4 separate regions of the Homo sapiens genome follow, and all the other regions are linked to region 1. The links are chromatin contacts, found by Hi-C or POLR2A ChIA-PET in ENCODE. All regions are on one chromosome and are shown on one strand. The core of a region is the stretch at or near the end of the contact, and the rest is flanking DNA. Distances in the headings are between cores, read along the strand shown. Region 1 overlaps VAV2 (vav guanine nucleotide exchange factor 2). Region 2 overlaps VAV2 (vav guanine nucleotide exchange factor 2). Region 3 overlaps ADAMTSL2 (ADAMTS like 2). Region 4 holds the start of ADAMTSL2 (ADAMTS like 2).

The links. Hi-C counts contacts between places; a loop is a spot of excess contacts on that map. ChIA-PET counts read pairs that join two places held with the same protein, here RNA polymerase II (POLR2A). Pooled maps may share reads with other maps.
Region 2: a loop to region 1 is called in a pooled map, with 2.1 times the contacts of the local background. The contact joins two enhancer-like sites. A Hi-C loop is called at or near these places in 2 of 168 maps with a recorded cell type or tissue (HL-60/S4 and breast epithelium), 2 of 37 single-sample maps with no recorded cell type and 2 of 50 pooled maps. POLR2A ChIA-PET finds 5 or more read pairs at or near these places in 3 of 52 experiments (HepG2, WTC11 and activated B cell).
Region 3: a loop to region 1 is called in a pooled map, with 3 times the contacts of the local background. The contact joins two enhancer-like sites. A Hi-C loop is called at or near these places in 2 of 50 pooled maps. POLR2A ChIA-PET finds 5 or more read pairs at or near these places in 3 of 52 experiments (Caco-2, H1 and activated naive CD8-positive, alpha-beta T cell).
Region 4: a map of endothelial cell of umbilical vein shows a loop between it and region 1 (5-fold over the local background). The contact joins the promoter of ADAMTSL2 here to the enhancer-like site in region 1. A Hi-C loop is called at or near these places in 1 of 168 maps with a recorded cell type or tissue (endothelial cell of umbilical vein), 9 of 37 single-sample maps with no recorded cell type and 9 of 50 pooled maps. POLR2A ChIA-PET finds 5 or more read pairs at or near these places in 1 of 52 experiments (common myeloid progenitor, CD34-positive).

Annotation. Positions count from the first base shown.
Region 1 is chr9:133,785,672-133,789,185 of GRCh38, forward strand. It overlaps VAV2 (vav guanine nucleotide exchange factor 2), which reads right to left. Exons shown (of 30, transcript NM_001134398.2): 15 at 2,683-2,815; 16 at 1,575-1,589; 17 at 105-214. Among named protein-coding and RNA genes, the nearest start is that of SARDH, 49 kb to the left of the region's middle. RefSeq lists enhancers at 598-1,007, 1,279-1,831 and a silencer at 2,118-2,277. Within about 2 kb of position 1,325, at least 5 of the 41 ENCODE cell types and tissues checked have a DNase peak (open chromatin) inside an H3K27ac peak, as active enhancers do.
Region 2 is chr9:133,978,442-133,981,921 of GRCh38, forward strand. All of the region lies in intron 1 of VAV2 (vav guanine nucleotide exchange factor 2), which reads right to left. Among named protein-coding and RNA genes, the nearest start is that of VAV2, 12 kb to the right of the region's middle. RefSeq lists enhancers at 238-755, 1,269-1,318, 1,272-1,787. Within about 2 kb of position 1,335, at least 13 of the 41 ENCODE cell types and tissues checked have a DNase peak (open chromatin) inside an H3K27ac peak, as active enhancers do.
Region 3 is chr9:133,556,888-133,560,123 of GRCh38, forward strand. The region is part of intron 11 of ADAMTSL2 (ADAMTS like 2); the gene reads left to right. Among named protein-coding and RNA genes, the nearest start is that of ADAMTSL2, 24 kb to the left of the region's middle. RefSeq lists an enhancer at 1-459. Within about 2 kb of position 1,409, at least 13 of the 41 ENCODE cell types and tissues checked have a DNase peak (open chromatin) inside an H3K27ac peak, as active enhancers do.
Region 4 is chr9:133,533,371-133,536,432 of GRCh38, forward strand. ADAMTSL2 (ADAMTS like 2) reads left to right here and starts at 1,334. Exons shown (of 19, transcript NM_014694.4): 1 at 1,334-1,547. RefSeq lists enhancers at 199-740, 741-1,280, 1,281-1,822, 2,363-2,904.

The DNA of each region.
Region 1 (3,514 bases), core at 75-2,574:
ACCGCCCCTGGTCTGAGAGGAACCACAGACACAATCCACCTGGGCTTCCACCCCCCATACAACTCATCTGCCAGGGACCTGGGGGCTGCCGCCCTGGAACTCACATGGCCATCTCAAACTGCTCCATCCACTTCCTCTTCATATCTTCTGTTTTGCAGAAAAACTGGAAGCCCTGCTTTCCTTGAAGGTGAATTAGGTAGAAGCCGTAGGACCACTGCAGGGGGGAGAGGGGCCATGCTTGCAATAGACACGGCTTCAGACATCCTGGCACATGTCCACGTGTACTCTCGCCTGTGCAGCATGTGCACGTGTGTATATGCATATGTGCACAGGTGCCTGTGCCTGTGTGAACACATGTTCTCACGTGTGTACCTGCTCTCTTGCCCATGCTGTACGTGCACACGTGCCTCTGTATGCATGCATGTATAGCTGTGTGCCCATACCCTCACGTGAGAATACATATGCGCTTGTGCCTTCACCTCTGCATGCATACTAGTGTGCTCCTGCGTGCATGGGTGTGCATCTGTGCCTGCACGCGTGTCTATGCGTGTGCACCTGTGCATGAGTGTGCCCAGTGCTCCTGTGAGCATGTGCACACACACACTTGTATCTGTCCCTGCAGGTACACACATGTACTAACACGTATGATGCACATGCACCCATGCTGTGTGAGCTCTCCTGTGGGTGCTCTCCTGTGTGTGCTCTCCTGTGGGTGCTCTCCTGTGGGTGCACACACACATGCCTGGGCAGGTCTGCACTCCTGCCTGCGCCCATGTGCGAGGATGCTCCACCGAGTGCATATGTAGATGCATGTTAAGCGGGGGCAGGATCCCAGGAAGGATGAGCGCAGGGCCCCACCCAGGGCCCCTCCACGAGGCCTGACCACCCACTTTCACTTCCTAAATGTGATGCTAAAAAAACCTCACTTCTCTGAAGTAGAACAGTAACAACAAAAAGGCAGGGAACAGCCATGGGCCTGGGGCACCCCCCGTGAAGCCATCCCCGACTGAGCAACCCACAACTGCCCCCTTCCCTGCCTCCCCTTCGGCCACCCCACAGGCCTCGCCATCTCTCCGAGCTCTCGGACAAAGGGCTTTCAAAGTGGTCCAGAAAAAAGAGTTTGGCAAATAGGAGCCTACTGGGTTAGAAAAGATGGCGGGAAAGAGGAACGAAGGGAGGGATGGAGAGGGGAAGCGTGGAGCGGGGATGGGAGGAGGAAAGAAACAAGGAAAGAGAGAGGAAAAGGGGAGAAAGAGGGAGGGAGGAGGGAGAGAACACAGAAAAACAAAAAGGATGATGGAGAGCTGAAGAGAGACCAAGAAACCCCAGCCTCTGACCCCGAGCTCCAGGGACTGAGGATCACGGAGTTTTCCTTTCACACTGTCTTAGCGGGCAAGCCTTTCATCATGAATACAAATCATTTCATCATCGGGAAAGGGAGTGGAGGACGAAGGACCAAGAAAACCCTGAGCCCAGCCCCTCAGGCCCCTGGGTCCCCTGGCTCCGGGCAGAAGTGCCAGCACCAGGCTGGGATGATTGAGGCAGGTGGGAGGACCTGGGCGCTAGGTGCTTACCATTTTCCCGTGAGACTAGGAAGCATGGAGAGGAGAGGAAGGGGAAGACGGTCAGTGAGAGGCTAAGCCCGGCCCTGTGGTGGGTGCCGCAGTGTGGAGGCGCCAGGAGCCCTGGCAGGTGGAACACCCCCCAGTGCCCAGGCTGGGGGTGGGGTGATCAGTGGGGAAAGGAATTTCTTCCCAGAGTGTTGGGTGCTGGTGGCAGGACTGCCTCATGGGCCCCAGTTACTTGTTTTGGGCATGAGGGCAGGGAGGGTCACCCTCAACAGCTCATCCAGTCTGCACTTGCTGGGTCTGGACGAGGGCTACACTGCCAGCCCTGGAGGCCAGGGACTGGACTTTCAGAACAAGGGCTCCTGACCCCCGCCCCCCACCCCACCAGGGCTGCACACGGTAGCTGCTCAAGTGCCATGGGCAGAAGCCTCAGCTGAAGCAGGACTGAACCAGACAGCCAGCCAGCAATAGCCCTATAGCCATGGTCCTGCCCCACAGCAGCTTCGGCCCCGTCCCTGTAGCCCTGGCCCCACCCGCTGGCAGCCACAGGCCCACCTCTGCAGTCCTGGCCCCGCCCCAGCAGCCACAGGCCCCACCCCTGCAGCCCTGGCCCCACCCCAGCAGCCACAGGCCCCAGCCAGCTACATGTAGAGTCTCGGACAAGCCACAGCCAGACCTACCCACAGCCCTCCTCCAAGCACCGCAGGGTGGGACGGGAGAGGAAAGCCTGCTTGCTACAAGGGACAACATGGGCTAGAGTCAGGCTGGCCAGATGGAAAGCCAAGGTTGAAAGTCCCACCCTCACTAGAGGCCTTGGGGTGGCCTCTCCCCTCTGCCTCAGTCGCCTCACTGGGGAGTGGGATTCTGGTCTTGCCCACCTTTCTGGGGGGCGCTGGGCCCGGCGAGGAGCAGGCCTGCTATGAGCAGTGGTCACGACGGCGAGGCAGTGACTCAGAGAGGAGCCTTCCTGCAGAGCGGAGACGCCCACCCCAACCCACCCGGCCAGCATCAGCGGCTGACTTCGAGTCCCCTTCCCCTGGGGTCTGGAACCCAGTGCCTCTCTCCAGGCCACCCCCACGTTCCTGGGTAGCAGGGGGGACCCGGAAGGCCCCACCTTCTTGACGTCCTTGTTGTTCATGGGGTCGTCGGTCATCTTGTGGAACAGCAGCTCGATGATCTCCTTGAGCTCGTAGCTGTAGCCCTTCCGCTTGCAGACGATGACCACCTTGTCAAACAGGAACAAGTACCTGGGCCAGGCAGCGCAGCGGGGGATCAGCACCCCAGCACTGTGTGCTCTGCTCCGAGGAGGCGGCAGGAGCTGAGCCTGAGGCTCTGGCACGCGGCTCCCTCTCCGGGCGAGCCCTGCCCTCACCTGGCTCACCAGGCTAATGCTGAGCCTCGGTCAGGTCTCGGCTGTTCCCACACTGCTTCTCCAGGAAGCCTTCCTTGGCTCCCTACCCCCGTGACTGAGGCTGTGCCAGGAGCCCTTCAAGGGGCTCCTGCATCCCCCACGCTGGCCTCCCATGCAGCACTGACCCCCGACGGCTACTCCCAGTTGATCCCGCGCTGGACTGGGAGCCTCAAGAGGGTGGGACCCAGATCTGCTGTGACCCCTGCCCCAGCACACAGTAGGTGCACAAGGAGGGCCCTGGACAAGCCTGGGCCACCGTGCGCCTGGACACTCTCCGGCAGTCATTTGGCAAAGAGCCCATCCGACCACTCTGGGCCTGTCTTGGGTTCCTGGAGGCTGAGCATTGGCAGTGAGGGGCCTGGCCCTCATCTTTGGCTGCCCCAGCCCAGCCTGGTGCCCGCCACAGGCACAAAAGCCCCACTGCTGTGGCGCCCGCTCGCTGACGAGAAGGAAGGAAGCAATTAAAACTGAACAACACAAAGCCACCGCCAGGCAGCTCTTTCCACAGGAAGGCCTGGCTTCCAGAGCCACTTAG
Region 2 (3,480 bases), core at 85-2,584, 190 kb after region 1:
CCAATCCTGGGAAGGCCACAGCCCGCAAGCACCTGGCGGGTCACGGAAAGATACCGCGTGTTCGCGCTGCCTTTGAACCCAAAAGTACAAAACAAACCAACAGAAATACTGATGACTTCAGGGCCAAGCTGGCCTAGGGGACAAGGAGTAGGTCTGTGAGAATGATTTGTCTTCATCCTTACACAAACTCTGTAAAGACTGACAGATGAACCCCACAAAACAGAAACACTGTTTCCAGCAGCATCAGGATTGCAAAACCTGCAGCTGCCAGGCAGCAGGAGACCTAACTCAGGGGCGCAGCCGCTCAGTCTGGCCCAAAGTTCAAGCTCCCACTGCCCAGTCCTGTCCCCTCCACGGTCCTGTATTTGTCATTCTTGTTTATCTTTTGGATTCAGAAGCCAAACAGCGTCCCCAGCTCCAGGCAAAGAGTCCTTCAGAACACGAAGCTTCAGGGGACCAAAAACCGGGCACCTGAGCCTGGGGCTGGCCCCGGTGAAGAAGGGGGCTCATCAGAGCTGAGGGGGTCAGGGCAGGGGAGTTCGCTGGGTTTAGGGTCTCCTCCAGCCAGCTCCTGACCCCAGTGTGAGAGCAGGTCTGCAGGTCCCGGAGCGCCCACCCCAGCCGCGTCAAGTGGGCACATGGGGAGGGGCACTGAGGCTTCGGAAGAGCTTTCGTGCCAGGGGTGGTGGTGTCGGAGAGGCGAGCTCATGGCTCCACCCTGCAGGGGCTGGGAGACATGTCCGCCGAGCACTTCCCACTTGCCAGGCACCGGGCTGACAGCCGGGTCCTCGGCCAACCCTTGGGAGGGGCTCCTAAAATACCCCCTTTGACAGCGGAGAATGCAGGGTCCAGAGAGGCGCCACGGGTCTGCCACGAGGTGCTGAGCCAGGATCTGAACGCGGCTGTCAGAGGCTCAACGCTGTGTGTGCGGTCTCCACCCTAGGAATGTGTCGGCCGCTCAGTGCCCAACCACACACGAAGCCAGGCCCAGAGGAGATGGGTCCCCAGGCAGGGGCTGCATGAGGACGGCTCGGCTCCCAGGGCAGCAGGAAGGAGCGGACGCCGCAGCCGTCCGGAACTCGGACAGAGGATGTTGACAGGGAGGGAGGACAAGCAAATGAAGACTTCCTGCAGCAGAGACACAGAGCCCGGAGCCACGGCCGCCGGCAGGACAGGCAGCCAGGCACTAATCCGGGCCCGGCCCCGCCTCCGGCCATGTCCCAGAGCCCCACCACTGACCTCTGGCCCACGAGGACCTCCTGCTGTCAGCCTGCTGACTTTGCCAGGGCCCCGAGCTCCCCAACAGGCCCCAGCTGAACTCACTCAGCTGAAACGGCATTCGGGGAGCACAGGTGCTAGTGGTGAGGGGAAGGCGGCGCCAGCTGCGCACCCCACCGCCCTGTCACCTCATCAGGGAGCCTGCCGGCGTCACCTGAAGGCAGCCCTGCCTTCTGCCTGCCTTCTCTCTCTCATCTGAAAGTGCCATCTTCCTCTCTCCATTCATCCTTATTCTGTGCCCCCTCCAGAAAGCCAGCAACACCAAGCACAGGGTTTCTGCCTCTGCGGCTCAATGCCACGAGCCAGTGCGCGACACACAGAGTAGGGTGGAGAACAGGCTGGGCCACCAGCCACCCGGGAGCAGGAGGCCCAGGACCGGAAGCCATGTGGCCAGAGGGCAGAGCTGGTCAGCCCTGGGGCCATCTCTGGACTCAGGCACCTGGTTCTCTGTCTCCCAACCTCCCACCAACCCAAGGGGCCATTTTGCCGGTGGAGGGGGGAAGTGAATGGCGCTCCAGAGGCAAGAGACCTGCACGGGCTGGCACGAGGCCTCAACCCCCACACAGCTGCATGACCTCAGACTGGCCCGTCACCTGTCCCTCCTTCATCCATTAACCAGGGCAGAGCCGCCCCCACCTGGTGCTGCCCAGAGTCTTCCAAGGACCAGGGGAGGTGCCAGTGCTGGGCGGTCCTGAAACAAACCCACCCAGAATAGAGAAAGGGCATGTGTCAGGGCAGAGGGGCCCTGGCAACAAGATCTTTCCCCAGGGCACTGGGGTGCTGCCCCCGACCCTGACACCGCAGAGGCTGATCATCACCCAGCTGCCCGACCAGCCATGGGGCATGGCCACCTCTCTGGAACCTTCTATCACGCATCTCCCTGGGTCTCAGACTCATCATCTGCTGCAGGGAAACACCATCCCCTGCAAGGCAGAGGGAAGAACACCAAGCAGGTGGCCCAGTGCCAGCCAGGTCGAGCTCTGCAGTGAGCGGCAGCCGCTGCCTTATGTCTCTACTCATCAGAGCTGGTGGCATGCAGCTTCCTCTGCCCCAACTGCTGCTGGAACGCAGATTTCAAAAACTGCAACACCCCTTCCAGCAATGATCCAGGATGAAGCACTGTGGCAGCGCCTCCAGTCTGTGGCCACACAGAGCCCTCTCTGTAGAACAACCACCTGTCTCCAACCCTTAGCTACCAAAAGCCATCTACTTTTCAGGGCATCTCAAGTACCACCTCCTCCGGGAAGCTCTCCGCCATCACCCTGCCCCCAGGGATCTAAATACCTCATTTGCTGAGGACTAGCACAGCTTGCTGTTGACCCTGCCAACAGCAAAGCCTGCACGTGCCCCATCTTCGCCCAGTCAAACCCAGGAGGCCCTGGGGAGAAGCAGGAGACGGGGTGAGGCCCCTTCTTCAGCGTCCCGTGTTGCCAGCAGGTTTTCCTCACTCATGGTCCTCATGTGAGTATTAACAGCTCCCTTCCCCATCTCAGACTTAGGTGTTGTAGGACCATCTGGCTCACCTGATTCTGCTTGCCCCAGAATGCCTCCTTCTGCAGACAGGCACTAGTGACCACGACCACACCCCCCACTATACCCGTGCAGTGTCCAGGTGCGCCCAGCAGCGCGCCCAGGGCTTCACCTTCCACTTGGCGGCGAGAGGGGAGGGGAAGAGAGGTGGGTAGTGAGGCGGCAGTCTCAGGAAGAGAGCCACTCCCTCAGGCCGCCCGCTGCACTCTGCTCTGATGCTGAGGGAGGGCAGGCGGCGGGTGAGGGCCGGTGCCCTTCACTGGGAGTGAGCCGCCGGGCTCGGGGTGAGGGTGCCGAGTCCTGAGGCTCAGTGGGCCCTGCTGTGGGGTAGAAACTGCGCTGGGCGCCAGACACACACTTTTTGCACCAAATCTTTCCAAGAGTCTGCAAGGTGGCCACCGTCATCCCATTTCAGACAAGGAGGTTGAGCTCGAGGGACACGGCCACCAAGAAGATGCTATGTGTGGCCAAGCGAGTGTGGTCCCCACTGCCGCCCCTGCGGGCCACTCATCGTGTTTCCAAGCATTTCCAAGGATCTCTTTCTGGCAGTGTCATTCCAGACACGAGGAGCCCGGCCTCTGTCAGGAAAATGGGGCTGAGAGCAAAGCCCCCTCTAGACTGCCCCAAGGGCGGGGGTGGGGGTCATGGAGGCGCTCAGCCCGCTTCCTGGCA
Region 3 (3,236 bases), core at 159-2,658, 230 kb before region 1:
GGCCACCCTTGCAGGTCCCCACAGTTTCTCCCAGCAACTCACATGTGCCTGGGGGCTACTTTAAACAGGCAGTGAGTGGGGGTTGGAGGCAGGCACGGGCTCACTGGTGTTTGGTTTTGTTTTCTGAGGTCCAACCCAAGCCCTTTGACTTTAGACGCAAGCATGAACTGAACCCGGCCTGGGCTGGGAGTGCTGAGTGGGTCTTCCTTGGGGCTCAGGGACTGAATTTGATGGGAGATTCAGGGTTCACTCTCGAGGTGATGTGGTTTGGGGCCACCCTCCCACCCATCCAGCCCTGGGACCAGAGCAACAAAGCCAACCTCCCTGGTGAGCCAGGAGCCCCAGGGGATGCCTGCCGCTTTTCTCAAACTGTTTTCTGAGGCCACCGAGGTGCCTGGGGCTGCGGGGTGCAGGGAGGATGTCCTGAGCACTTCTGGCAGGCTCTGGGCGGAATCCTACTTTGCAGATGTGGACAGAGTGGGGCCTCGGAGCCTCCTCTGGCTGCCCCTCTTCCCACAGGGGTGGCACAGGGCTGTCTGCTCACCCTTTACCTTGGCATGCTCAAAGCCTTGGGTAGGTGGGGCCTGTGGCTGGTTCTCAGGACTCGGGCGGGGAGGGCCGGGCCTTGCTTTGGGTATAGTGTCTGAGTCTGAGAGGGGGTCCTGGGTAAAGGGCAGGAGGGACGGACCCAGACAGTGCCTGCCTGTGGGAACGGCACTACTCAAGGCTGCCAGTCTGTCTGTGTCTTCAGCGTGGGCCCTCTTCACCTCCCAGGGCAGTCCGGGGCATTCCCTGGTATTCCGTGTGTGAGGCCCACGGTAAGGCCTCCAGTAAGTAGAAGCTATTAGTAGAAAACTGAGCCTCCAAGTGGCAGCAGTGGGGGGTGCCTTTCAGGACCCACTGCCTGGGTCAGGGAGGCCAGCTCTCCGGCAGTCACGGCCCTCCAAATAGAATAGGTTTATCAGAGTGGCACCGAGGCCTCGCTGTGGAATTTGGCTTAAGGCATGGACACTGTGTGAGTTGAGCATCTCTGTCTTCCTCTGGGCCTCAGTTTCCCCATCTCTCACTGGGGGGCTTGTCAGGGGCTGCCCTTTGGGCCCACCAGGTCAAATATTCAGTGATCCTTAGGCCAGGGTCATGGCACAAGCTTACGGATCCTCAAGCCGCTTTGTAAAGAGTCTCTCCTGCCCCATCTTGGTTGACTCTTACCCTCCCCTCTTAGCCCCCCGCCCCAGGATATATTGAATTTCCAGGGCCTGTCAGGGGCCTCAAGGGTCGATCAACTAGGCTGTCAGCACTCAGAAAGGCCCTGACTGCTGAGATGCCGCTGCTCCCCCGGCCGGCCTGCCATCAAAGGATGCTGCCGCACAGGGACCAAAGATGGTGTGGAGAGATAAAGGGCAGAGGGAGGCGGCGGGGGAAACCACCAGGCCAAAATAGCCACGTCTCGGCCGAGTTGTCCAAACACAGGAAGTCGTGTCTGCTCAGAGAAGGCAAAATCAAAGGGGCAGCCCAGAAAGGAAAGGCTATTTTCATCTTTCCAGAAAAGCTTCAAACAATCAAGGGAGGGGCCCCTGTCACCAGACTCCGACTTTGGGAACAAGCTTCTGAGACACAGAGACGCGGAGTCCCTCTCCGCAGCCTTGGGGGGAGAGAAGAACAGAGCACTTTCTGGCTTGTTTATAAACAAACACGGTGGCTTCAGAGCTTCTCCTGCCTGGGGAGCCCGTGAGCCTGTGTCTGGCCGGGCATCTGGGCGAAGGACCCTGAGGAGTGACAGGTGGTCTGGTGGTGACTCCACAGCCGTCACCAGCCCCAGTCTAGCAGCTCTGACTTTCACAGCTGAGAGGGGCAGTGACTTCCTTCCAGATGGAGGAGAGCGACGGTTTGGTGCTTCAGCGATTTCCTTGGTGTTCCGCTTCCCTGTGCTACTTCCAAGAACGGAACCTGCTAGGCGTTGCATTGTTGTGCAAATATATGCAGGGTTATGTTCAAGAGTTGCATCTGCTATGCCCCACACGTGCTGCTGCGAAGAGTGTGTGGGCAGCCCCTCCAGAAATACCTTTGGTGCTTAAAATCCAAAGGGTTATTTTGAACCGGGCCCGCTCTCTCTTGAGTCAGGCATGAGTCATGCTGCCTGCTGGCTCAGAGCATGTAATTAGATAAAGATGGCGGAGCGTCTCCATGGGTGGGGTGGAGGGGCATGGGTTGGATCTTTTCATCTCTTTTTGTTCTTGGGGAGAATTTAAAGCTGTTGAAAGTAGGTGGGGAACTGGTCAGCACAGTTTAGTGTTTTCTGAATCGAACATTAAGGACTGGTCTTCCGGGTTCTCCGTTCCCTGAAAGGACTTACTTATCCTGATCTGGGTGCTCTGAGTGGCCCCCATTGGGGCAGTTTTCCAGGTTTCCAGGGAACTTTTGTTCTGAGATGACAGGGTCTTGGGAAACCCCCCACCCACCCCCATTTTTTTTTTTTTTTTGAGACGGAGTCACTCTGTTGCTCAGGAGTGCAGTGGTGTGATCTCGGCTCACTGCAAGCTCTGCCTCCCAGGTTCATGCCATTCTCTTGCCTCAGCCTCCTGAGTAGCTGGGACTACAGGCGCCCGCCACCACACCCGGTGAATTTTTTTTTTTTTTTGTATTTTTAGTAGAGACGGGGTTTCACCATGTCAGCCAGGATGGTCTCGATCTCCTGACCTCGTGATCCACCCGCCTCGGCCTCCCAAAGTGCTGGGATTACAGGCAAGAGTCACTGCGCCTGGCCCCCACCCCCATTTTTAAAGCTTCCTCTAAGTTCTGAAAGAGGGAGGAGAAGGCACTCTTCCCTTCCCCTTGAGCCCCAGGATGGGACAGACTCTCCTGGCTTGAAGCTCCCAGGTGAAGGAGGCTTTGAAGAAACAGTGGGACCAGCCCCCAGCCCGCAGCCCTTCCTGGGCCTTGGTCCCCATGCCTTCTCCCTTCACTCCTCTTCTCCCTCCCTGAGTTTAGGGAGCCACACCAGTGAACTCACTGCTGAAGCTCCTGTGGGTAGATCATTCCTGGGGCCTCAGATGTGTGGTCAAGGCAGCGTTCATCCCCACAAATACTGCCTGGCTGTGGGATCCTCCCATTCCAGTCCAAGCAAAACAGAAGAGCAATGCTCACCCGCTTGCCTAACACATTGTAAACTCCCCATTCAATCCAAACCCATGTCTGTATCACGGAGTCAATCTGAAAGCCTTTCTGAATATAATGCT
Region 4 (3,062 bases), core at 84-2,583, 250 kb before region 1:
TGCCTGCCCGAGGGTCCCGGGGAGAGAAACTTAAACAACCCGGCAGAGGAGAGAACCCGACACTCAGGAGCGCTGGCATCCCAGCCTTGCCTACTGGAGAGGTGACTTGGTCCCCGAACCTCAGTTCTTCCACCTGTGAAATGCAGATCATAAAGGTGGATCTGGCCTCACAGCTCTGGGCCCGTAGGACAAGCTGGACAGAGGGCAGACGGTATTATCGCTTTCACTACTATTACTGGTGGCTTTCCTTCCCAGCCTTTCTGGTGGGTGGTCAGACACAGGGCAGAACTTTCTCATGAAGGCAGCTGAAGGAACTCACAAGTTTCTTCCAGCAGGGAGGACAGAGGGAAGGAGAAGTGTCTTCCCGGCACTGCTGTGGGCCCAGGACATCTGCTGCATGGAGGCAGGGGCATGGATGAAAAGACACAGATGACCTGATGGAATGGTGCCCCAGCTTCCTCCTCCTCCCCTTTTTGGAGGTGCCTCTGTTTGCCGAGGATGGGCTCTGGGGAAGCTGGTGTGCAGAGGCTAGGTGCCCAGCCTTGCTTTAGGAAAGCCTCACAAAGTCTGGGGCCCGCCGGGAGTTTCCCAGGGGGGCTCTGCTGCTCCACCCACTCTCGCTCCCCTCTGTGCCCTGACTCAGCAGGAACAGAGGCTTGAGCTCCAGGCCTGGCCTGCCAGGGGCTGCCAAGTTGGTGCTGGACATCTGCAGAATCCCTGAGCCTCTCTGCCCTGGCCCTGGCTGCTCTAGCCATCTGGTCAGCAGGCCACGGGCACATCTGTCTCCTCCCTGGAGCCCTTGGTTCATTCTCGCTGGGTCTCCCTGCGTCCCTCCACCTGCTTAGGCCCCTGCATCTCGGGAGCTTTCTGAGGCTCGTGACCTGGGGCACGGTCGTCCCGGAAGTTCAGCCTTTCCCTCCGTACAACGGAGCCATCAGACGGGACACCTCATACATCCCAGACCCCATTCTCAGGAGCCCCAGGGACAGGGCCCGCTCTGGAGGCAGAAGCCGGACAGGCGGGGCTGGGGCTTTGCCACCGCCAGCCTCCCCGGTAACCTCAGGCCAGCGGCTGCTCCGTCTGGACACCCGACATGTGGCCCCCAGTTCTGGACCCGGGAAGAAGGCCTCCCTGCTCGCCGCTCCTGGGCCGCCGCCGCCGGCAGCAGCCAACAGGCAGCTGGGCCGGCCTGGCCGGGCTCCAGAGGCGCAGAGCGGGTTAAAGTGTGCGCCAGGCCGGCCGGCGCGGGCGGGGGAGCGGCCTGGTGGGAAGTGTGAGTGTTCCTCCCCGTCTGCCTGACAGCTATAAAGGCGGCCGCCGGCGCAGAGCCGCCACTGGGCTGCGCCCCTCCCGGGAACCCCCTCTCTTGGATGCTCTTTGAAGTGGGAGAGGGAGGCGGCGCGGGGGAGGAGGGGAAGGGGAGAGGGAGGCCGGGCCGCAGCCTCTGCACTCACGCCGCCCCCGCACGCACAGCGCACCTGGCGCCGTCTGCCCTCCGCAGCGCTCGCCCCTTTCTCTGGGAGGACAACCTGCTGACCCGAAGCCAGGTAGGCCACCTCGTCCCCGTCCCCCTCACGTTGCAGCGTCCACCAGGCCAGCCCACTGCTCAGAGTGGGGCTGGGGGTAGGAGCACCCCGCGCCCTCTGGAGCCGTTACATAACGTGGGGAGGCTTGTGGGGAGGGGTCGGGCCGCAGAGCACGGGGCAGGGTGGCCTCCCAGCACCTAGCCTTGTGCGCCCGGAGCTCTGTGTGCACGGCAGACCTCTCTGCTGCCGCCAGCCGCTGCTTTTGGACCCCAGGGAGGGATGGATCCCCGTGAGCGAGGCCTGGCCAGAAGCCAGTGGTGTCTGGAAGCCTTAATGAAAAAAGCAAGTGTGAGGCCGGCTGGCACCTGTCTTCAGCCGGCAGGCAGAGGCTGGGGCACCCGTTAGCCAATGGCACAGTGGAGGGGGCTCCTGTGGGTGTGAGGCTGAGAGTGCAGATGGAGGTCTGCAGGGGAGGGAGGTGGGGGGCAGGCGGCGGGGGCAGGGGAGGTCAGACTCAGGCTCCCCACTCCAGGGTGCACTGCTGCGTCGTCCGGGCTGCAGTGGTGTCCTTGGAGTGGCCCCTGAAAATCTGCAGGTGCCGGGCCTGCAAGGAAACTCTTCAAGTTGGATGGAGGCTGCTGAGGAGGGAGGGGCAGAGCCCGAGTTGGCCTCTGGCCTGGCAGGGGTGAGGGGTGACCTCCATGCCTTCTTCCCCTGGAATTGGCCAGGCGTGGGGGTCGAGTCCCTGAGTTTGCTAGTGTGCTACCTTGCTGTGTGGCTTTGAGCAGGTTGGCTCCCCTCTCTGGGCTCCAGGTTATGAGTGCAGGCTGCGTGGTTTCTGAAATCCCTTCTCTAACTCGCTGGCAAGTGACCCTCAGCACCTGAGCAAGGCCTGGACAGAGGTCATGGTGGATCTCTGGTCTTCCCTTCCACAGGGCAGGGTCGACGCTGAGGAGGGGGTGGGGAGAGCTGAGGGCCTGGAGGCTGGACAGTCCCTTCCAATGGGCTTGCTTTGACCCCTGGCAGGTGTTTTGAGCCAAGGGTGCTGGCTGTTGGGAGGAAGTCAGCCTTGTGGCCCTGGACTGCTGACATGCTGGCACAAACTGCACCTCCTCCTGCCCTGCCCCTCCCCCAATTCCATCTTCTCTCCGGGGATCGGGAGGCGGCATAGGTACCTGGGTTCTGCCTCACCTGAGTGCCGGCTGTTGCTGGATGCTGACTGTGGAGCTGCTGGTCTAGGGCGAGGCTGCACATTCCCCCGGGACCTGGCCAAGCCCATCCCCATGCACTGACCCTAGCAGCCAGTGGCAGAGGCCATTCTCCTGCGAGGCCAGCAAGAGCTGAGCCAGTTAAAATCCCAAGGTGCTCCTGCCAAGGCGCTGGACTGAGCCCAGGCCCATCCCTTCGAACCAGAGCCTTTCCCCCCGCCTGGGTCCCCAGCCCCCTCAGCCGAGGCTGGCTGTCTCCACAGCCCTTCTCTAGGGGGCTTGAGGACTTGGAGGCAAAGCATGGCATGCTTCCCTGCATGCCCTTGGA